Linked DNA regions of Homo sapiens: all the other regions are linked to region 3. Evidence: chromatin contacts called from ENCODE Hi-C or POLR2A ChIA-PET data. All regions are on one chromosome and are shown on one strand. Each heading gives the region's core, a stretch centred on a gene start or an enhancer-like site at or near the end of the contact. The rest is flanking DNA. Distances are from core to core; before and after follow the strand shown. Region 1 holds the start of ARF1 (ARF GTPase 1). Region 2 holds the start of H2AC25 (H2A clustered histone 25). Region 3 holds the start of COQ8A (coenzyme Q8A). Region 4 holds the start of LINC02765 (long intergenic non-protein coding RNA 2765). Region 5 holds the start of IBA57-DT (IBA57 divergent transcript). Region 6 holds the start of SRP9 (signal recognition particle 9). Region 7 holds the start of LBR (lamin B receptor).

Evidence for each region. A loop is a pair of places that touch in the nucleus more often than their neighbours do. ChIA-PET counts read pairs that join two places held with the same protein, here RNA polymerase II (POLR2A). Pooled maps may share reads with other maps.
Region 1: a loop to region 3 is called in a map of gastrocnemius medialis, with 4 times the contacts of the local background. The contact joins the promoter of ARF1 here to the promoter of COQ8A in region 3. A Hi-C loop is called at or near these places in 4 of 168 maps with a recorded cell type or tissue (CD4-positive, alpha-beta T cell, HepG2, gastrocnemius medialis and 1 more), 3 of 37 single-sample maps with no recorded cell type and 12 of 50 pooled maps. POLR2A ChIA-PET finds 5 or more read pairs at or near these places in 3 of 52 experiments (A549, CD4-positive, alpha-beta T cell and PC-9).
Region 2: a loop to region 3 is called in a pooled map, with 8 times the contacts of the local background. The contact joins the promoter of H2AC25 here to the promoter of COQ8A in region 3. A Hi-C loop is called at or near these places in 8 of 50 pooled maps. POLR2A ChIA-PET finds 5 or more read pairs at or near these places in 2 of 52 experiments (CD8-positive, alpha-beta memory T cell and naive thymus-derived CD8-positive, alpha-beta T cell).
Region 4: a pooled map shows a loop between it and region 3 (8-fold over the local background). The contact joins the promoter of LINC02765 here to the promoter of COQ8A in region 3. A Hi-C loop is called at or near these places in 6 of 50 pooled maps. POLR2A ChIA-PET finds 5 or more read pairs at or near these places in 2 of 52 experiments (CD4-positive, alpha-beta T cell and GM10248).
Region 5: a map of CD4-positive, alpha-beta memory T cell shows a loop between it and region 3 (18-fold over the local background). The contact joins the promoter of IBA57-DT here to the promoter of COQ8A in region 3. A Hi-C loop is called at or near these places in 1 of 168 maps with a recorded cell type or tissue (CD4-positive, alpha-beta memory T cell), 1 of 37 single-sample maps with no recorded cell type and 10 of 50 pooled maps. POLR2A ChIA-PET finds 5 or more read pairs at or near these places in 2 of 52 experiments (A673 and HepG2).
Region 6: a loop to region 3 is called in a map of naive thymus-derived CD4-positive, alpha-beta T cell, with 12 times the contacts of the local background. The contact joins the promoter of SRP9 here to the promoter of COQ8A in region 3. A Hi-C loop is called at or near these places in 1 of 168 maps with a recorded cell type or tissue (naive thymus-derived CD4-positive, alpha-beta T cell) and 7 of 50 pooled maps. POLR2A ChIA-PET finds 5 or more read pairs at or near these places in 1 of 52 experiments (CD4-positive, alpha-beta T cell).
Region 7: a loop to region 3 is called in a pooled map, with 36 times the contacts of the local background. The contact joins the promoter of LBR here to the promoter of COQ8A in region 3. A Hi-C loop is called at or near these places in 2 of 37 single-sample maps with no recorded cell type and 9 of 50 pooled maps. POLR2A ChIA-PET finds 5 or more read pairs at or near these places in 1 of 52 experiments (CD4-positive, alpha-beta T cell).

The regions. Positions count from the first base shown.
Region 1 is chr1:228,081,317-228,084,016 of GRCh38, reverse strand. ARF1 (ARF GTPase 1) reads right to left here and starts at 1,309. Exons shown (of 5, transcript NM_001658.4): 1 at 1,252-1,309. RefSeq lists silencers at 923-1,022, 1,053-1,872, 1,883-2,012.
Region 2 is chr1:228,456,423-228,459,122 of GRCh38, reverse strand. H2AC25 (H2A clustered histone 25) reads left to right here and starts at 1,250. Exons shown (of 1, transcript NM_033445.3): 1 at 1,250-1,759. The coding sequence starts at 1,306. The coding sequence ends at 1,698. It overlaps H2BC26 (H2B clustered histone 26), which reads right to left and starts at 1,020. Exons shown (of 1, transcript NM_175055.3): 1 at 565-1,020. The coding sequence starts at 993. The coding sequence ends at 613. RefSeq lists enhancers at 1-540, 541-1,127.
Region 3 is chr1:226,939,042-226,941,741 of GRCh38, reverse strand. COQ8A (coenzyme Q8A) reads right to left here and starts at 1,448. Exons shown (of 15, transcript NM_020247.5): 1 at 1,343-1,448. RefSeq lists silencers at 1,223-1,382, 1,433-1,742 and enhancers at 2,013-2,112, 2,303-2,352, 2,087-2,700.
Region 4 is chr1:225,466,440-225,469,145 of GRCh38, reverse strand. LINC02765 (long intergenic non-protein coding RNA 2765) reads left to right here and starts at 1,374. Exons shown (of 3, transcript NR_187303.1): 1 at 1,374-1,957. RefSeq lists enhancers at 1,002-1,281, 1,412-1,671, 1,722-2,021.
Region 5 is chr1:228,164,163-228,166,862 of GRCh38, reverse strand. IBA57-DT (IBA57 divergent transcript) reads left to right here and starts at 1,351. Exons shown (of 2, transcript NR_103540.1): 1 at 1,351-1,389; 2 at 2,371-2,700. IBA57 (iron-sulfur cluster assembly factor IBA57) reads right to left here and starts at 1,059. Exons shown (of 3, transcript NM_001010867.4): 1 at 706-1,059. The coding sequence starts at 1,046. LOC124904534 (a long non-coding RNA gene) reads right to left here. Exons shown (of 2, transcript XR_007066913.1): 2 at 1,681-2,700. RefSeq lists a silencer at 428-1,467 and an enhancer at 572-1,474.
Region 6 is chr1:225,776,530-225,779,229 of GRCh38, reverse strand. SRP9 (signal recognition particle 9) reads right to left here and starts at 1,404. Exons shown (of 3, transcript NM_003133.6): 1 at 1,218-1,404. The coding sequence starts at 1,289. RefSeq lists enhancers at 1,065-1,434, 1,685-1,904, 1,651-2,411.
Region 7 is chr1:225,426,716-225,429,415 of GRCh38, reverse strand. It overlaps LBR (lamin B receptor), which reads left to right and starts at 1,378. Exons shown (of 14, transcript NM_002296.4): 1 at 1,378-1,462. RefSeq lists a silencer at 962-1,791 and enhancers at 1,624-2,295, 2,296-2,700.

The DNA.
Region 1 (2,700 bases), core at 60-2,559, 1.1 Mb before region 3:
TGCTGACCACTAGTTCTGAAACAAGAACTACAACTGCCCACTCCAACAGGGGCAGTGGCACCAACTCTACAGCTCTCAACTAGGCGGCGACTTCGGGGACCATCCAAAGCCTCCGACCTCCCTTCTTTTCCTGCCCGCGATTCCGAGTGCATTTCTGCTCAATTCCTGCAAAGCAGCAACTGGCTGCCTGGACTGAAAGGGAGTGCCAGGAGGTGCCGTCGGAATGGTTATTTAACACTCTAGGTGCGCACGGCTGTCCAGCCCCAATCTCACACGCCGTAACCACCCAGGCTGTGCTCCGAGAGAGCGCTGGGGCCGGCCTCTGCGGCCTAGAGTCTGCGAGCAGGTCGTTCCGCAGGCAGGTTAAAGATTCAGGTAGGTTAAAGATTCACCAGCTCAGAAGAGGCCTTCTTATCTACTGCCGACAACGTCAAGGAAACCACCCTGGAGTTAAAGCGAAGATCGACCGGCCCTCTGGAGGCCACCGGTGCCCTGAGTGCTGACCCCAAATTGCGTCTCACTGGTGTGAAGGGAGGCACTCTGGGCTCCCCCGGAGGTCCACGCATTCCGTTCAGCAGACAGGGAAGGGCACGGGGTTCCTGTCCACCTGCCCGCCCGCTCTCACCACCCCTGACCCGGTACCGTCTTCACAGCAAACACGAACTGGATGGAGTCGGGAGGCGAAGATGCAAGCCCCCACCACCTACATGACCTTGACGGCGTCTCAGGCCGCCCGAGCCTCAGTTTCCCGGTCCCCGAGGCGGGGGTCCGCCCGGATGCCGCTCGCTCGCCTGTACTCGGGTGGGGGAGGCCCCACGACCCCCACCGGCCCCCGCGGCCGCTAATCCCAACCGTCCACGCGCGGGCGGCCTCGGGAAACGAGAAAGGCAGAGGCGAGGGAAGCAGGAAGCCCAGGTTTCCTGGAGAAGAGCCCGGCGTCCAAGCGGACTTCCGGGCGACGGGCGGGGGCAGGGACAGGCAGAGGAGGACAAGCGGCCGCGAGCGACTTCGGGAACCTGTGAGGGGTGCGAGGAGCTCACCGACCCGCCCGTCCGCCCAGCCCCGACTCCGGCCGGGCCCCAGCCTCAGCCCGGCCCGTCTGCGTCCGCCCCCGGCCCGGCCCTGTCGCCGCCGCCGCCGCGGGGGTCGACGTGCCCTTCGCGAACCTCAAGTCGCCCCGAGGCCAGTCCCCAGCCCCCGCCGGCTCCAACGTCTCTGCGGCCCACACCGGCCCGCGCCCCTCGCCCTCACCTCAGAGGCTGCTGCTCCGAGCCAGGCGTTGGTTTTGCTCCCACAAGATGGCGGCTCTGACGGCGGCCACGTCAGCGCCTCCGGGCGCGGGGCACGCCGGGTAAGGGGCGGAGACGCCGGGAACTCCGCCCACCGTGCGCCCGCGACGCAGGCGCGCTGGCTCCGGTAGGGCTGCAGGGGGCGGGGCCGGGGACACCCTGCCCCGGGCCGCGGTCTTAGCTCGCGCGCACCCTAGGGGCGCGCACCCGTCTGCGCCTGCGCCTGTGAGTCTTCCGCGAAGACAGCCTGTGGCTCACTCCCGCCCGTTTGGCGTATTTGGAGACTGAGGCCCGGGGGGCTCCTGCAGCAACTGGAGCTGCGGGGCTGGTTGCCACCTTCCTCCTCCCACACCCGGCAGTCACCGGGAGGCCTCGGGGACTGCGTGAGGACGGGGGTGCGAGGCGCCCCTCGCCGGGGTTGGGGTTCCTGGCTCCCAGGCTGCGCGGGTCCACGTGCCCCGGCCCTGTGGAAACCTGTGGCACTCGCGGGGCCACGGCGGAAGGTCCGAAGGCGGGAGGCTTGCTGTGTCCCCGCACTGGCCTCGGCGCCCCGGCGGCCGCAGTGACGCGCGGGCTCATACCTGGGCCCGGAGCAGACGCCGGGGAGCTGGCCGCAGATGAAGCAAAGGAGGAGGTGGCCTGGGGACCCCGGGGTGAGGCGGGGGCCGTGGGGGTGGGGCCCAGGGTTGGGGACGGCCGCCCAGAAGGGAGGTCACAGTGGTCTCTAATGAGCTGGCCTTTAAGCTGAGATCCAGTTGAGGCGGAGGAGATCCCGCTCTCAGGCACCTGAACAGAGGACCGTTGCAGTCCCTCTGTGTTCCGTGTGCTGGAGGCCTGGCTCTGCCCACCACCCTCAGGTCTTCTTGCCTCTTCCCTTGTGCTGCTGTGAGGGGTTGGGCTTGTGGGAAAGTGTCCCTGCAGCACAGTGCCCTGGGTATTGTGGAGGTCGGGAATCAACCTGATTTGTGCAGGCCGAGGCCCGGGGGCAGGGCCTGAGGGGTGGGATCACTGGGCCTGGCCCAGGCCTCCTGCGCCCCTTTGCTGCCCCCATCACCTACGTTGCTTGCCCCTTGGGCAGGGCGTCCTCACTGCCTCTGGAGGCTGCGATGGGCAGATCTCTCCCCCAGGGCTGCACCTGCGGGGGCTACGAAGGTCCCCAAAAGCGGTGACCCTCCTGCCCCCAAATTTAGTCCCTTTTTCTGCCTGGGGCTCCCTTCCGAAATCTCACCTCTGTGAAGCTGTGGCAGGGTTGTCTGTTTAGGGGAAGGACGTCTCCCACCCTACAGGCATCTCAGATACTCTTGGAAAGCCCCAGGGAGGGTTGTGGATGCCTGTGGAACCTTCTGGTTGTGCTGCCTCTCCCTGCTCAGCCAGAGCGGGGCCATGTGCGGACATTTCACGGGGGTTACAT
Region 2 (2,700 bases), core at 1-2,500, 1.5 Mb before region 3:
TTGGGAGGCAGAGGCGGATGGATCACCAGGTCAGAAGATCGAGACTATCCTGGCCAACATGGTGAAACCCCGTCTCTACTAAAAATACAAAAAATTAGCCAGGCGTGGTGGGGCGTGCCTGTAATCCCAGCTACTCGTAAGGCTGAGGCAGGAGAATCGCTTGAACCCAGGAGGCGGAGGTTGCAGTGAGCCCAGATTGCGCCACTGCACGCCAGCCTAGAGACAGAGCGAGACTTCTTCTAGAAAAAAAAAAAAAAAAAAAGAAAGAAAGAAAAAAAAAAGAAATCTCGTCGTGAGTTAATAGCTCTGCGCGGAGGGAGGGGATGGAGAGGGGGTCCTTGATCGCCTCCCAACATTACTGAGCTACATCACCTGAGCAGTTTCTACCCCGATTTCTGTAACGAGCAGTTTTTCTCGTTCTGTGCCGGCGCGCGCGCGCACACACACACACACACACACACACACACGGCTCAGATTCGGCCGCACCCGGCAACCGCTAGGGTGCATGGAGACACATTAGGTTACATAACCCTTCACCGTGTTCGAAACCCTTTCTTGATCGTGTGGGTGGCTCTGAAAAGAGCCTTTGGGTTCAGGACGCCGAGGAACGCCTCACTTGGAGCTGGTGTACTTGGTGACAGCCTTGGTGCCCTCGGACACGGCGTGCTTGGCCAGCTCGCCGGGCAGCAGCAGGCGAACGGCCGTCTGCACTTCGCGGGACGTGATGGTGGAGCGCTTGTTGTAGTGTGCCAGGCGGGAGGCCTCGCTGGCGATGCGCTCGAAGATGTCATTGACGAAGGAGTTCATGATGCCCATGGCCTTGGACGAGATGCCGGTGTCGGGGTGCACCTGCTTCAGCACCTTGTACACGTAGATAGAATAGCTCTCCTTGCGGCCGCGCTTGCGCTTCTTGCCGTCCTTCTTCTGTGCCTTGGTGACAGCCTTTTTAGAACCCTTCTTGGGCGCAGGAGCCGATTTGGACGGGTCTGGCATGATGGCTGAGTCTCTCCAAACAGAAACGCGCGGCGCTCGGAGTAACTCTATTTGTACGTTTTGTATTCAAATGAAGGCTCAGGATTTGCTCACTTCTGATTGGATCAAACGTTGTTCTACGTCATCGCTGGGAAAGGAATACGCAAATTAGGAGTGCCAGGTTCTTTTTCTGATTGGCTACCATAGCCATCCAATCGAACGCCGCGGTCTAGCCTACCTCTGTACCATACATAAGGGCTCGCTGGCCTTCACTGCCCTCTTGTTTTTAGTCTCGCTTTTCGGTTGCCGTTGTCTTTTTTCCTTGACTCGGAAATGTCCGGTCGTGGTAAGCAGGGTGGCAAGGCGCGCGCCAAGGCTAAGTCGCGCTCGTCGCGCGCGGGGCTGCAGTTCCCCGTGGGCCGCGTGCACCGGTTGCTCCGCAAGGGCAACTATTCGGAGCGCGTGGGCGCCGGCGCCCCGGTCTATCTGGCCGCGGTGCTCGAGTACTTGACTGCCGAGATCCTGGAGCTTGCCGGCAACGCGGCGCGCGACAACAAGAAGACGCGCATCATCCCGCGCCACCTGCAGCTGGCCATCCGCAACGACGAGGAGCTCAACAAGCTGCTGGGCCGCGTGACCATCGCGCAGGGTGGCGTCCTGCCCAACATCCAGGCCGTACTGCTGCCCAAGAAGACGGAGAGCCACCACAAGGCCAAGGGCAAGTGAGGCCGCCCGCCGCCCCCGGGGCCCCTTTGATGGACATAAAGGCTCTTTTCAGAGCCACCTACTATCTCGAGAAAAGAGCCGCACTGATCCTGCAGTTCTTTATAGGCCGGAGGCCTGATCACCCTAGGCTCATGAATGAGCGCAGTGGCCATGGGGAAGGGCGCAACGGGAACCGAGACCCTGGGGACTGATTGGGCTGCATACTTGCGAGGTGGGCAACGTGTTCTGTTAACAACAGGGAACCCTCGTCCACAGGTGGCCACCCCTTGCTCTTGAGTCCCACCCAAAACCTCTAGTAGGGTTTTAATAACGCTCACCGTAAAGGTGTCTTCATAATTACTAGTGACAAGTTCTCTTGACTCTAGCAAGGTTCCCGTGTGGTCATCAAGTACAGAATGCAATTTCTTAATGATTTATCTGATATTAAAAGTATTTATGATCTCTAAGTAGTTTGCACTTTAATTCTGAAGAGTAAGTCTATGGATTTCTATTTAAATTGCTAAGTTTTAACAATGTGAGCTCCACCAGTGTTAAGATTTAATTTATTTGGCTGGGAATTCTAAAGGTCATGAGGAAAGTTTCAGTACTTAAAAGGAACCAGATTAGTAGATGCTGAAAGGTATAAACCTTTTAAGAAGACTTAATTTGGAATAGGATAATTATTTAAAGGAATTTAGTTTGTTTAATTCGGGTTGGTCAAACATTAATCAAAGATCCCCTTAAATTGATTGCTAAAATTGGAGAACAAAATAATTTGTACACTGTTTTTGAAAAGGAAAACTAAATTTGCGAGTTAAGCAAATTTAAAATGAGTATTGTTAGAACCAGATGAATGATGATACATGTGGACTTTAGGAAAATAACGGTTTGTAACTACATTTTTCCTTATAAAATGGAGGGTTTAAGAGCGTCGGAGACCTCCAGGCAAATTAACTGAAATGGCTGTGTTAATAGCCCCTAAATCCTGGAGGAGAGAGGTTCATTGATTTAATCCACGATAAT
Region 3 (2,700 bases), core at 199-2,698:
GTGCACTGGCGCCATCTTGGCTCACTGCAACCTCTGCCTCCCAGGTTCAAGCAATTCTCCCACCTCAGCCTCCTGAGTAGCTGGGATTATAGGCGCCCGCCACCACATCCGGCTAATTTTCGTATTTTTTTTTTTTCGGTAGAGACGGGGTTTCACCATTTTGGCCAGGCTGGTCTCGAACTCCTGACCTACGGTGATCCACCCGCCTCGGACTCCCAAAGTGCTGGGATTACAGGCGTGAGCCACCGCACCCAGCCGCCTGAGTCTTACAGATGCTGCTCCTGTAGCTCCCCTTTTGTCTCTCCTCGGGAGAAAGGCCTTCCTCCAAAAGAAGAGTCTCCCAAGAGCCCTCCTGCCAGGATGACCTACCCATCCACAGCGTGACAACTGGCAGGCTGGCATCAAGGAATGTTCAAATCCTTTGGCAATCAGGTAGGCCTGGCATGACCAGCTACTCAATCCTGTCACGTAGATCCAAGGCCCAAGTGAACGTGCACAAGTTTTTCAACAGGCTGTAGGCCCGACTCAGGCTGGAAGACTGCACACAAGCCTCTCACCCTTCAGGAACCTGACATCTCTCACCCAAATGGGGAGTCCCAACACCCAAACCTGCCCCTGCAGCACTCCCCATCGCCCAAAGAGGGTTTGGCAGAGGGGCTGTTACCTCTGTGCAATGGGTGAGAATGAGCCTCGGAAAGGTTCGAGTTTAGGGGAGTAAGCCCAAACCACTCACAAGACCCCCCAGAGTTTGGAGAAGAGGAAAGGCCAAAGAAAAGCGAAAGGAAGAAAGGATCAAAAAGGATCCCCTGTCCCAAGTTCACACAAAATTCCCACCTGCGAAGCCCAACAGCTGGCTCCAGCCAAGGAAGTCAAAGTTCTCACCCAAACCTGCAGCCAGCGGCAACGAGCCTAGAGCCCCAGACACACAGTGCAAGGGGGTCTGGGAGTGAAGAACAACATTATTAGAAAGCGAAGCATCAAAGCTGTATTGGCGACCAAAGGGCATGGGCAACGGGCATTCGGCAGCGGGAAGGCGGTCGGGCAAGCAGCGGGCGTGTTCCAGGGACCCAAGGCTCTGCACGTGGCCCTCGTCTCCTCCCCGAAGCAGGAACGAGGGGCTGAGGTGGACCCAGGGACGTGAGACGGCTGCAGAGGACCCACCCTGCAACTGAGGCGCCCCCACTGCGTCCGGACCTGAGGCTCGCGGCCAGCGAAACTCGCGGGGAAGCTGCGCTGTCACATGAAGAGAATGCAAGAAGGGCTGAGGTGGGTGTTGACCCCAGCTCTGGCCGCAGCCAGACGGCGCCTGGGCACGCGGCGGGCCGGCGGGTGGCAGCCTTACCTGGCTGCAGGAAGCTGGGATCCGCGGTCACCTTCTAGCCGCCTCCGCGCCCGCCTCTGCGCGCTGGCCACCGCGCTGACGCCCGCCACGCGCTCCGGATCTGTTTACCAACTCGCCCGCTCCGGGGGAGCCCCAGCTCACAAGCCCCGCCCCGCGGGCCGCTCCCATTGGCTGCACCGCCGTCCGCCTGCCGAATGCCGCTCTGCGCGTGGGAGCGTGCTCGGCCCGTGCTCCCGGCCCGTAGCCAATCGCGACCGAGAGCGGAGCAAGAGGAGCCAATGGGAGGCTACCTTAGCGGACAGGGCCCTCCTGTTCTCCTTTTCCCCACCTCCCGGCTACCTTTCTCTCTAGCAAACCGGGGCTGGAGGCCTGGCTTTGGAGTTGCTGGCCTGCGCGCATGCGCCTTGAGAACGGGAGCCTTTTTCACTGCGATGCAGTGTGCGTGGCCGCAAAGGCACCCCTGCGTGCTTGTTGCCTCCAGACTGGTGCTTGCTGGGCCTCTGCGCGGGCCTGGGAGGGGAGGCTGTGGACCAAGCAGACGCGACTGCGGGGCGTGGAGGGTGCCGCCGCTTTAAGGACCGGGCGATGCCTGTTCTTTGCTCCTCTCTATGTAGCAAGAGCCCCTTGCCCAGGGTCCACAAAAAGCACTCCGAGGAGGGGAAACGCGGCGGGCAAGGCCGCGCACTTCCACTTCCGGCCCTTCGGCCGGGGCCCTTCAGGCTAAGGATGCTTGTTTTGTGTGGCGCCATCCTCAAAACAGGAAGCCTCTGCCACCCGCGCCCCGAGGGTAGAGAGATAGTACCCTCACCGGAGTCGCTGTCCGCCCGCCGGTCTCGTCGGCGTGCAGGTGCCCGCAGTCGCTGACAGCCGGGGTTTTGGAGGGCGCGCAGCCAACACGGGATGGAGCTCGGGTGCAGCCCTCGGCGTCCCCGCCGAGCAGCCCTGGGAGGCACCGCCACCAGCAGCACGCAGATTTGCCCCGTCACTCCCTCCTTAACGAGAAAAGGAACGTATGAGCCAAAGTCGGCTCGACAATTTCCACTCAGATGACCCCAAACACTGGTCTGCAGCTCTGTTAATCGTTCTTGTGGAAAAAAGAAATAACAATTTAGTTTTTCATGAAATGAAATACTCAAGCCAAAGGATTGTTCCTTATTCTGAGCCTCCCCCCGCTTTTTTTTTTTTTTTTTTTTTGGTATTGTGAAACGAAAATTCACTCTGCCAAAAGGAAAAAAAATTAAACTGAAAGCTGAGTCATGCAACTGCCTTTCCTTTTGTTCCTAAGCAGATAGCTACAGATTAAAGGTGAAGTATCTCCACTCTATGTTCACCTTATCTTGTGTAAAGTGCCGATTTAC
Region 4 (2,706 bases), core at 125-2,624, 1.5 Mb after region 3:
GGTTGCTGGATTTAGCAAATAATAATACCAGATGTCCAGTTACATTTCAATTTCAGATCAATTACAAATAATGTTTTAGTATCGGTATTTTCCAAACATTGCATGGGACATACCTACATTAAAAAATTACTTGTTTACCTGTTAGAGGAGGCAGTTAGGAAAGACCTCTCTGAAGAGGACATTGGGCAGTGATCTGAGTGAAATCAGGGACACAGCAGTGCAGATCTAGGGGAAATAATGGAGACAGAGAGAACAGCAGGTGCAAAAACGTGGCTGAGGAGCCCCAGAAAGGCCAGCGTGGCACGGTCTCCCATTTTAGTGTGAGCTTGTTGAAGTGTGGATTCCAGGCCCTGCTTCTAGTGCAGTAAATATGGGGTAGGTACGGGACCCCATCAAGAAGCTCAGTTCGCATCTATCCTATTCCCTACTCCTTCTCAAGTTTTCAGACACAGTCCAGGGTATGAAATGCACCATCGTGGGCTCAGAGCTGGGGGGAGCCCCTCAAGGACCACCTGGTGCAAACCTCTCCAGTTACTGATGAGGAAACTGAGCTCCAGGGGGTCTTTAAGGACCTCATCCAAGGGATCTGGTCAGAGGAGAGCATGGTGCTTTTGTGCACAGCCAGGTCCAGGTCTTCCGGGGCACTTCTAAAAGGAGTTTGGGGAGCAGCGTGTGGTTTTTGGGGAGCCCCCACCCACTCCCCAGTGCCTGTGGCTTTGAAGCTAGGGCTTCCTGCATGGCCCTGTTGGGCCCTGCTGATCCTAGAGGTCTCACGGCTCATGGCCCAGGGTCCCTAAGGTTGTGTCCACCTTCTGGCTTTCTGGCCCCTTAACCTTTGGCAAATACTTGCCGGTCTAACTTGAGTTCCTTGCTAGAGCTTGTTTCTTTCTTCATGTTTGAAAGAACATAAAAGAGAGAGAAGGGACAGTTAGAGCTATTTATGGAGCCGCAGCCCTAGAAAGCTCCTATCTGTTCTTTCTCCAAGCAGGAAAACCAATTGTAGGCCTCTGACCTCCTCCCTCTCCAGCTCCCAGTGGCCTCCGAGAGCCCCTTGAGCTGCAGAGAGATGCGGACTCTGCAGGCCCCTCACTGCCAGCACCTTCATCACCGAGAGCCTCCACCTGGGCTGGTGGTGGGGGTGGAGAGAATCAAGGAGCAGGAAGAGAGGTGAAGCGACACCGCCGAGGAGCCCCCTGCTCTGTTCTTCATCCTAGACACAGGGAGCACCGGCTTCTCCGCAGCCTTGCCTGGCGCTGCCCTGCAGCCACCCACCCCCCTTCTGAAGGATGCAGCCAGCACAGAGAGAGGGAAGCGAGACAGGAAGTGACCTCAATTTCCCCGGCCACAGAAAGGGCGGCTCCCCCTGCCTCTGCAGCTGGGTGTGAGTCCGCGGAGCTGAGAGCCTTGCCCTCTGCTCCATCCTCCTCTTTTGGGGGTCTCCGCGGTGTCAGGACTTGGAGAGCCTGGTCGTGGGACTTGATCAGAGAGGCCTTGAGTGCAGTGGGTGCTTATCTGGTGACTGTGGCCCTGAGGTCTGGGACAGACACTGCCAGTCTTTCTGGGCCACACCCACGGGGACTGCCAGCCCCCCTGGGCTTGGCACAGTGGAGGGGAGCCTCCACCACAGTGGAGGAGAGACACACCCAAGGCCCTGGATGTGCCCGGCTCTCTGCAGCTGTGGGTGCCTCAGGCCGGCCGCCGATGGGTCTCAGTTTCTGAGGGGGTGGCAGTGAAGTTGCAGAGAAGAAACCTATGAAGGTGCCCTGTCAACTGCCACACGCCGAGATGCACATTGACAGCCCATCACCGCCTCTTGCCTGTCCTCCCCGGGGACCGGCAGATCATGGGAGATGATTTGTCAAGGGGAGACACATTTGGGTGACACCAAGCCGAGCTTCCTGTCTTGAGACGCTTTCTGCTTTCTCATCTTCCTGCTAATGAGTTGCCTTTTGTGTGTGTAAGTTCAGAGGGCCTCTGTCACTGGTGTAACCTCTCCAGAACATTTGAACATGAAACAAACATCATTTCTCTAGATTAAATTAAATTAATTCCCAGCCGCACCTCCTGAGAGGAATCATCCACTGGGTTCCTGGGCGGGGAGGGGTCCTCACTGCATGTGTCAGAGGCGTGTGAACCAGAGCAACTCCATCTTGTATAGGGGCTGGGGAAAATGAGGCTGAGACCTACTGGGCTGCATTCCTAGATGGTTAAGGAAGTCACAGGATGAGATAGGAGGTCGGCACAAGATACAGGTCATAAAGACCTTGCTGATAAAACAGGTTGCAGTAAAGAAACTGGCCAAAACCCACCAAAACCAAGATGGCCATGAGAGTGACCGCTGGTCATCCTCACTGCTACACTCCCACCAGCACCGTGACAGTTTACAAATGCCATAGCAATGTCAGGAAGTTACCCTATATGGTCTAAAAAGGGGAGGCACGAATAATCCACCCCTGGTTTAGCATATCATCAAGAAATAACCATAAAAGTGGGCAACCAGCAGCCCTCAGGGCTGCCCTGTCTGTGGGGTAGCCATTCTTTTCTTCCTTCCTTTCTTTTTTCTTTCTTTCTTTTTTTTTTTTTTTTTTGATAGAGTTTCGCTCTTGTTGCCCAGGCTGGAGTGCAGTGGTGCGATCTCGGCTCACTGCAACCTCCTCCTCCTGGGTTTAAGCGATTCTCCTGCCTCAGCCTCCTGAGTAGCTGGGA
Region 5 (2,700 bases), core at 102-2,601, 1.2 Mb before region 3:
GCAGGGACAGCAGGCAGGCGGCCGCGAACCAGATCCACTCCACCGGGCGGAGGTTTCAGGGATCCAGGTCCCTGGAAGCTGGGCAAGGGAAACCCAAGGCTGTAAGCAGTCAAGGCCCTGACCCGGCATGAACATCACTGACAGTCGTGATGTCAGCACAGATGACTGAGCCAAATGCCAATGTGACCAGCTATGGGGAGACACAGGGAAACACAAGGTAAACAGAACTCGGGAGTGTCACCACAAGCTGTCACTCAGAAACACAGCTCTGCCACCAGGCGGGGCCCCTGAACCCCTTGTCCCTGCGGAGGGAGAAGGGTCACCAGATGGCCCACTTGGGAGGTGCCCACCTAGAGACGCCTCTGCTCTGATATGGTGGGCTGGCCCCCAGGCCTCCCCTGGATGAGTCGCTGACCCATCCCTGGGTGTTGAGCCAAGCCCTCCTCTGGGTGCCCTCCCCCGGGTGCTGGGCCCTGGGTGAGCTTCCCCTGGGTGTCCATCCCAAGTGGAATCTCCTGGGTGCCTGACCCTGAGTGCCAGTCGCTGGCCCACCCACCCTTGAGCTTCCACCCCATCCCGGCCCTCCCCGGGTGCCCACCCCCCACGCCCTCTGCAGGCCCCGGGCGCCCGCCCTGTCCCTGGGTGCCGGTCCCTGGCCACTCCCCTGGGTGCCCGCCCCCGAGCGCCCTCCCAGCACGCGCTCACCCGTACAAGATGACGTCATAGAGCGTCCGGCCCTGCACGTTCAGGAAGTGGGCGTAGCCCGCGCGCGCAGCAGGCGGGGCCCCCGCGGCCGCAGGACTCGGAAGCGGCAGTTCATTGGTCAGCAGCCCTAGCAGGAAGGGCGCCGCGTCGGGGCCACGCACGCGCAGCAGGGTGCGCCCGTCCAGCCGGAAGCAGGCCCAGGCCGCTCCGGCCGTTGGGTCGCCACCAGGACTGCAGGAGCTGTGGGCCAGGCGGCACCTTGGGGCCGCGCGCAGCCGCCAGCGCCAGACCGGGCCGCCGCGCCCCGGAGTGGCGCCTCGAAGCAGCGCCGCGGTCGCCATCTTGGACAAGAGTGGGGCAGCGGGAAGGGCCCAAGGAAGCGGGAGGGGCGGGTGCCACAGCGGCCCCTGGCGGTGGCCGCCGGAGGGAGGCGGGAAGGGGCGGGCGCAGAGTGCGTGCGTGAGGGGTGAACGGAACGTGCGTGCCTGAGGGGCGGAGCAGCGCCGGTTGAGGCCGACTGAGAGTGCGTGCGTGAGGAGCAGGGCCTCCCGAGCTGGAAGGGGCGGGCGGGGCGAGCGTGCCTGCTGGGTGGGTGGGGCATGCGTGTGGGGCGGAGCATCGTGCGCGGGGTGTGTTTCGGGGCGGGGACTCGGCCTATCCGTCAGCACGCAGGCTCCACCCTCGGTAGGTAACGAGGTTTCTGCCGGCCTCTTAAGCGCCATCCCATGTCCCATTCGGTGGCCTTCCTCGTTTTCACCCACCCATGTCGGGCACCGTCACTCATCTCGAGAACCTCTTCATCCTCCCAACCTGAAACTCCCTGTTAAACACCCACTCCCGAGGCCCTGGAGCTCCCATTGTACCTTCTGGCTCCATGAGCGTGCCTCCTCTAGGGACCTCACAGGAGCAGAATCCTACGGGATTTGTCGTTTGCGACGGCTTATTTCACTCAGCATAGTATTCTCAAAGTCCATCCACGGTCTAGCATGTATCAGCATTTTATTTTTATTTTTATTTTTATTTTTATTTTTTGTAAAGACAGGGTCTTGGTTATGTTGCCCAGGCTGGCCTCAAGCTCCAGAGCTCAGGCAGTCCTCCCTCCTCAGCCTCTTGAGTAGCTGGAACTACAGGCGCTAGCCACCACACCAGCTAATTTTTGTATTTTTTTTGTAGAAATGGTCTCCCCATGTTGTCCAGGCTGGTCTCAAACTCCTAGGCTCAAGCGATTCACCGGCTTTGGCCTCCCAAAGTGCTGGGATTACAGGCGTGAGCTACCGCACCCGGCCGCTTCCTCTTTCCTACCAGTTCGCCAGCGTCCACGTGTGGCTGTTGTGTCATTTTTTTCATTTGCTGGACCATTGGGACTTCAGCTGCAGGTGGCAGGAGGCTCCATCCCCAAGTGTCTCCACGGATAAGGACAGGCACCATCCAGCCCACAACCCCTCCGCACCCCTAATCAGTGTGACATGATGAGACACAATCACAGCTTCAAATCACATCCTTGGTAACTTCTGCTTTTTTCAGGCCAGGGTCACCCCCATCATGTGTCTATAGTCCTCTTCAGTGCAGGATTCCAAGCTCCCCTGGAGCCCAGCCTGTCCTCCCACAGGACGTCCTTCCAGACCACAGGACGTCCTTCCAATAACTCTCGTCCTCTCTTCACAGCTGAACTCACAGAGGACAATTTAGGCAGGAACCACACACTGCTATGACATATCCACCCCACCGTGCTTTCTCGAGGAGTGATGTCCCATACCCCCTGCTGAGCAGCCCTGTACAGTGGCCACTTTCCCTGGTAGTAGGTGACACATCTACAAGGTGGCCCCAGCAGCCTTCAGCCCTAGAGTCTGACTGCCCTGGTCCAAGCCATCCCTGCCTTGCTGGCCTCCTGGGGCCCATGCACCCTGTTGACATTCCCCTCTCCACTGCCCTCCACTCAAAGCACCAAAGAAGACTTACTCAATGTGTCCTTATGGTGCAGAGTCCCAGCAAGCA
Region 6 (2,700 bases), core at 155-2,654, 1.2 Mb after region 3:
GAGGTTGCAGCGAGCTGAGATTGAGCCATTGCACTCCAGTCCGGGCGACAGTGCGAGATTTCGTCTCAAAAAAAATAAAACTATTGAAAAAAAAAAAAAAAGATCCTGAGCCCCGGTTTTCCGAGATTTTATCTGCTTTTAATTTTCTTTCTTCTCCGAGGGATACAGTCACAATACACTGGATCTATAATACCCTCCAATAATACCAGCTCCTTAAGGGTTGAACGGAATCTCATTCACCTTTGTGTCTCCCACAGAACCTAATTTAACTTGGGGTCAGTAACACGAGAGTGGGAAATGAATGCAGCATAAAAGAGATAACTGAGTTACAACAAACACAAAACAAAAGAAGCATCATACATAACCAGGTCTGAGGTTTTCAGTATAAAATCCCTTCAATATGCTGAGTTCTAAAAAGAAGCAGAACTTTTAATTAACACGAAGATGCTTCAAATAATTCTTAGACATGACAATAAAATAACCAAAACCTCAAGAGACGAAAAGTAAGACCCGAATGCTAAACTCCCATCACTTGGACTCCTTTGCTTTTTAATAATGAGCTAACCTCTGACATCCACCTCCATTATAATTTTTGTGGGGGCTAAGAATGTATTTCAGAGGTCCATGAATCCCTTAAAATTGTTTGCAAACATTTACTTATACATTTACTTATACCATTTTTCTGAGGAAAGGTGCAAATATTATTCTTATGGTCCCAAAGCCTGTGACTCCCAAAATACTAAGAACCAATATTCTGGGGGGTACAGATGCTTCCAAATTGGAATCTTTCAAGAATGTCTGAGCGGTAGTAGAAAAAACATCATCAGTTTTATATACATGAGGTACCCTTACCGCCTAGGCGGTACAGGAAAAGTGAACCAAGACAAAGGACAGGAAGCTGCAGGGGGAGGAGCCCTGGCTTCAGGGACTCGTAAAACAACCGAAGCCATAAAGGAAGCTGAGGGACTGGGGCGGGAAGATCGATTGCAGAAATGTTTAGGGCTGAGATGAACCTGGCTGTTGCCAGCTTCAGGGCCTCACTGGGCCGCTAGATCAGGGAAGAAGGGGACGAGAGAGCAGAACATTAACTTGGCAGGGTCCATTTGTGTTCATTCCCAGCACCTCCTGGGAGCGCTGGGGAAGCTCCAGGGGCCGAGTGGATGGCGGGAAGACATCCTGGGCTGGGGCCCAAAGCAGCGGCCCCGCCAGCGATTTACCTTCATAGGGTCAGCGAGGTAAAGCTTCTCGGCAGCGCGGCTGAACTCCTCCCAGGTCTGGTACTGCGGCATCGTGGCCTAGAGTGGAAAAGTAAAGAGAAGCAAGGCCTCAGAACCCGGCCCAACAAACTACCTACGTCCGGGAGTCGCCAACCGACGCGAGTCCCAGCAGCCCCAAGATGGCGGCGCCTCCTCGCACCAACGCCTCGCTCCATTGGACAGCCCCGTCCATGCTCGCCCAATGGGCAGGAGGGATGTTGTCAGGGAGTGGGCGGAGCCCAGGGCGTGTGGCTCGAGAGCTGAGCGAGACAAGCGGAGGGCACGGCAACCAATGCCGGCTGCCACAGCGCCCCCGGTAGGGCTGAATGAGTGGCGTCCGTCCCGTGGCCCTCAGGGCTGAACCGCAGCTGCCTTCAACAAAGATTAAGCGGCTCTGCGATAGTCGCTGCATATACGAGGAAGGAGGCGACAGGGCCCAGCTGTCACACAGCTTGGTGAAGAAGCCAGGAGACATAAACACAAGAGTGCAACGGAAAACTTTATATGATAAACATTTATGTCGGGTTAGTGGAGCGCGAAGGAAGAAGGATCTCTTGTGGGTGGGGGGAGACTCACAGAAGCGGTGCAAGCTCAACAGGTAGGCAAGGAAGGGCAGAACACGTAGGCCCATTTTAGATCTGCAGTGTATGTCAGATGACTGGTGTTTAGGAGATGAGGAAGAAGCCATATTATCACTTCTGCAAGGATAAAAAATCTGATCCTCCAAGCAGGAGGATCGCTTGAGCCCGGGAGTCCGAGGCTGCAGTGAGCCATGATCGCGCTACGCACCCAGCCTGGGCTTCAGAGGAAGACGCTGGCGCAAAAGTAAATAAATAAAGAAGATGGCCTGCAGGGGACACCAGGTAAAGGGTATTATATTTTGAGATGGAAAGATTTTGTGCATGTTTATAACTTTTAGAGAAGGACACATAAGAGATAGAAAAATAAAAAATACAAGAGAAAGAAGAAAGCGAGGTCTCGGGAAATATGAAGGGGAAGACCAAAGGCCCAGATGAATAAAAACAGGTGCATTATTGCCTTTGATGGGGTGAGGAGGAGGGAAAAGTCGGGTGAGGGTATAGGTGAGCATGTAGATACGAGGGCAAGAAGGTACATTTTCTTGTCACCTAAGACAGGAGACCACCTTCGTAAATAGGAAGGGTGGTTTTGGATCTTTGAGGAAGCAAGGATGGGTTTGGATCCTTGAGGAGAAGGTTTGGAAAAGCCATTGTGAGAAATGAATAAGGAAGCCTATTAGAAAAAAACAGGTGGGAAGCGGTGGTGCACACCTGCAATCCCAGCACTCTGGGAGGCTGAGGTGGGCAGATCACTTGAAGTCAGGAGTTCAAGACCACCCTGGTCAACATCGTGAAACCCCATCTCTACTAAAAATAAAAAAATTAGTTGGGCTTGGTCGTGGGTGCCTGTAATCCCAGCTACTCTA
Region 7 (2,700 bases), core at 129-2,628, 1.5 Mb after region 3:
AGGACTAATATTATCTTATGTCAAGGGTTAAGACAATTGAGACTTGGGGGTTTGTCAAAAATAAAAGATTTTCTGACTTTGGAGTGCGATGTGCATTTCTGTTGCACAGATCTCCACCAAGGGCAAATTCGATGGCAATGACAATTTGATGTCAGAACTTCTCAGGAAAGGCTCTGATGAACTCATTCACACTGCATGTGAATGACTGAGAAAACTCGATGTATTTTCACTTTTTTTTTTTTAAGAAGTAAACCTGGGTGTTTTGTAGTTCTATGAGAAAATGAAAGCTGAAGCTAGGCTATAGATGAAAAGTTCTATTCATTATTACAATTTAATAATGCTTCCAAAATAGCAATTCACTTAAATATACCTAGTTAGGGTGTTAAGAAATACTTTGATTAAAACCACACTGCAAAATAGGGAACTTCAATGGACTGCTTTAAACTCTCGACCTCAAAGGAAGGAAATCAACTAACCGATAATGAAAACTAGCAGAAAAAAAAAAGCTTAGGATCCGTAACAGATTCGGAGTCAACAATGACATGACTCAGCATTTTGGGGTTCAATTAAAACCAGGCTTGTAGGTTGCAGGTCAAGTTGTGTTTCGGTGTGTAACGCATAAAACTTCTTGTTCCACGCTCCGCGGTGTTGGGGATTTTCTACTGCATCTCGACAGCATCTCGGGTAACAACCGAGCCCCTCCTCGCAGCGTAAGTCGTAGGAGCCCTCGGCCATTCTTCCCCCTCCCTCCCGCCGCCGGTCCCAGCATCGGTCCGGGTTCGCTTCTACGCAGGTTCAGCGGCCGCGGACACAAAAGCGCCCCTGCTCGCCTTCGATGCCGCTGCTTGGTCCAGGGGCTTCTGTGGGATTTTAACACGCTAAGGAGGGCACTCATAGTGTTTTACCGAGAAACGCTTTCGAGCTCGGATCTTTGGTGATCACTTCAAGAATGTATTAGTTTTCTTTGTAGCTTAAAAAAAAATCTCGTTCGCCAAGCCACCTGGCACCCCAAACACTGCTGCGAGCGCTGGGAGGGAAAGGGCGGGAGCGCGCGGGCTCCGTGTGCTGCGAGGGCGCCTGGGCGGCTGAGATAAGGCGGTGGCAAACGTCGCGCTCCGGGCCGCCCCGCCAGACTCGGTTTCCCCCGCTCACCGGCCTCCCCGCCCCCAGGCAGGGTGGGGCGGGGCGGACGCGCCACGGCGCGCGACCAATCGACAGCGCCGGGGATGATTCAAAAGGTCGAGGAGCCAATGGGAGCCCCGGGCGGCCTCGCCGGTGGGGAGGGGAGGCGAGGGGAGGGGAGAAGCGCCGCGAGGCGGGGCCGGGGAGGCGCGCGCCCGGCTTGCGGGACTGCGGGGCGCGAGAGCGCGGCCGGGTAGCGTCGCGCGCGTGGATCTGCCGCCGGGTTGCTGTGCGACTATTCTCCGGGAGCCGTCCGTGTCACCGCCGGAACCTGGCGCAGGTGAGTGCTTCCACCCCCGCCCTGCTCCCAGCTCCCCGCGGCGCGTTCTTCGAGGGGCCGCTGGGGGAGGAAGCCCGAGGCCGGCGCAGCGGCCGGGCCGGGGACCCTGGGCGCGGGGCCTGGCGCGGCGGCCTTCCCCTCCTCTCCTCGCCTCCTCGTCTCCTCCCCTCCTCGCCTTTTCTGGCCCAGTCGGGTGGTCGGGGCGGCGGCGGGCGAGGCTGGAGCTCGCCCGAGCCGGGCCCGCTGCGGAAATGGAGCTGGGGGTTTTAAACTGCGGACGTTTCCCTCCATGTTGGCGGCGCGGCGCGGCTGTGGAGCGGCGGCGGCAGGGAGGGTTCGTGGGCGCCTTTGTCCTGCCCCACCGCAGCCTGGCTCCCGGCCCCTCCGAGCGCCCGTCTGACAGATGAGCAGGCGGCCCCGCGGTCCTGCAGTAGGAGGCTGACAGGGCGCGGCGGCCTGGCGGGACGGGGAAGGGTCTGCGGCCGAGGTGGGCTTAGATTCGCGCTGCTTGTCACTGGCTTTGAGGGTCGTGGTCGTCGCGGTTTGGTGATTCTCCAGGCACACTGCATGGCTGCTCGCTCCTATGCGTTGAATTCCTTCGCCCGGACAGTCTCAAAAATCGGGTATTTAGGCGGGTGTGCGTGTTCCTGCTAAAGCACGGTCCTGCTTTTTCACCTTTTTGAGGGTTCAGAAAAATGTTCTAATGACAGCCAGCCTCGCACTGCCAGTAGCCTCAAGGGGCACTTAGTAAAGCACTTGCTTTCGGAGGGCTTTGTTGAAGGCGCTTTCCCAGAGTGATTACGGGGCCCGGTCGGGTGTTCACACGAGGGCGCGGTAGATACCGTGGTCCGCGCGTGGACACCTGCAGCGCGAGGCGCGGCGCCTGGGCAGTGCCAGGGTGAACAGGCCCCCGGGGACCTTGCACGTAAACACGTGTAGATCTGTAGTTACGCATTGTAGTAACTGGTGTGTGGGAGAAGATGGAGCTACGGAGAAGAGCAGAGGGATCCTAATTTAGATTAGGCAACAAGTCCAGTTTAAGTTTTGTTTCTCAGGCTGCCTGGGAAGAGGGAGAAGAACGAGCAGGAGGGGAATGATGAGCTGCCCAAGGATGTTTATGGGGAAGAAGGCGCTTCTGCCTTTACAGCCAGGAAGGTGGCCTTTCTGTTGCTTCATGAAGCAAAGGGCGCGGAGCAAGGCCCGGGGTTCCTGTTTGCATTTTGCCTAGTGGGGCTACC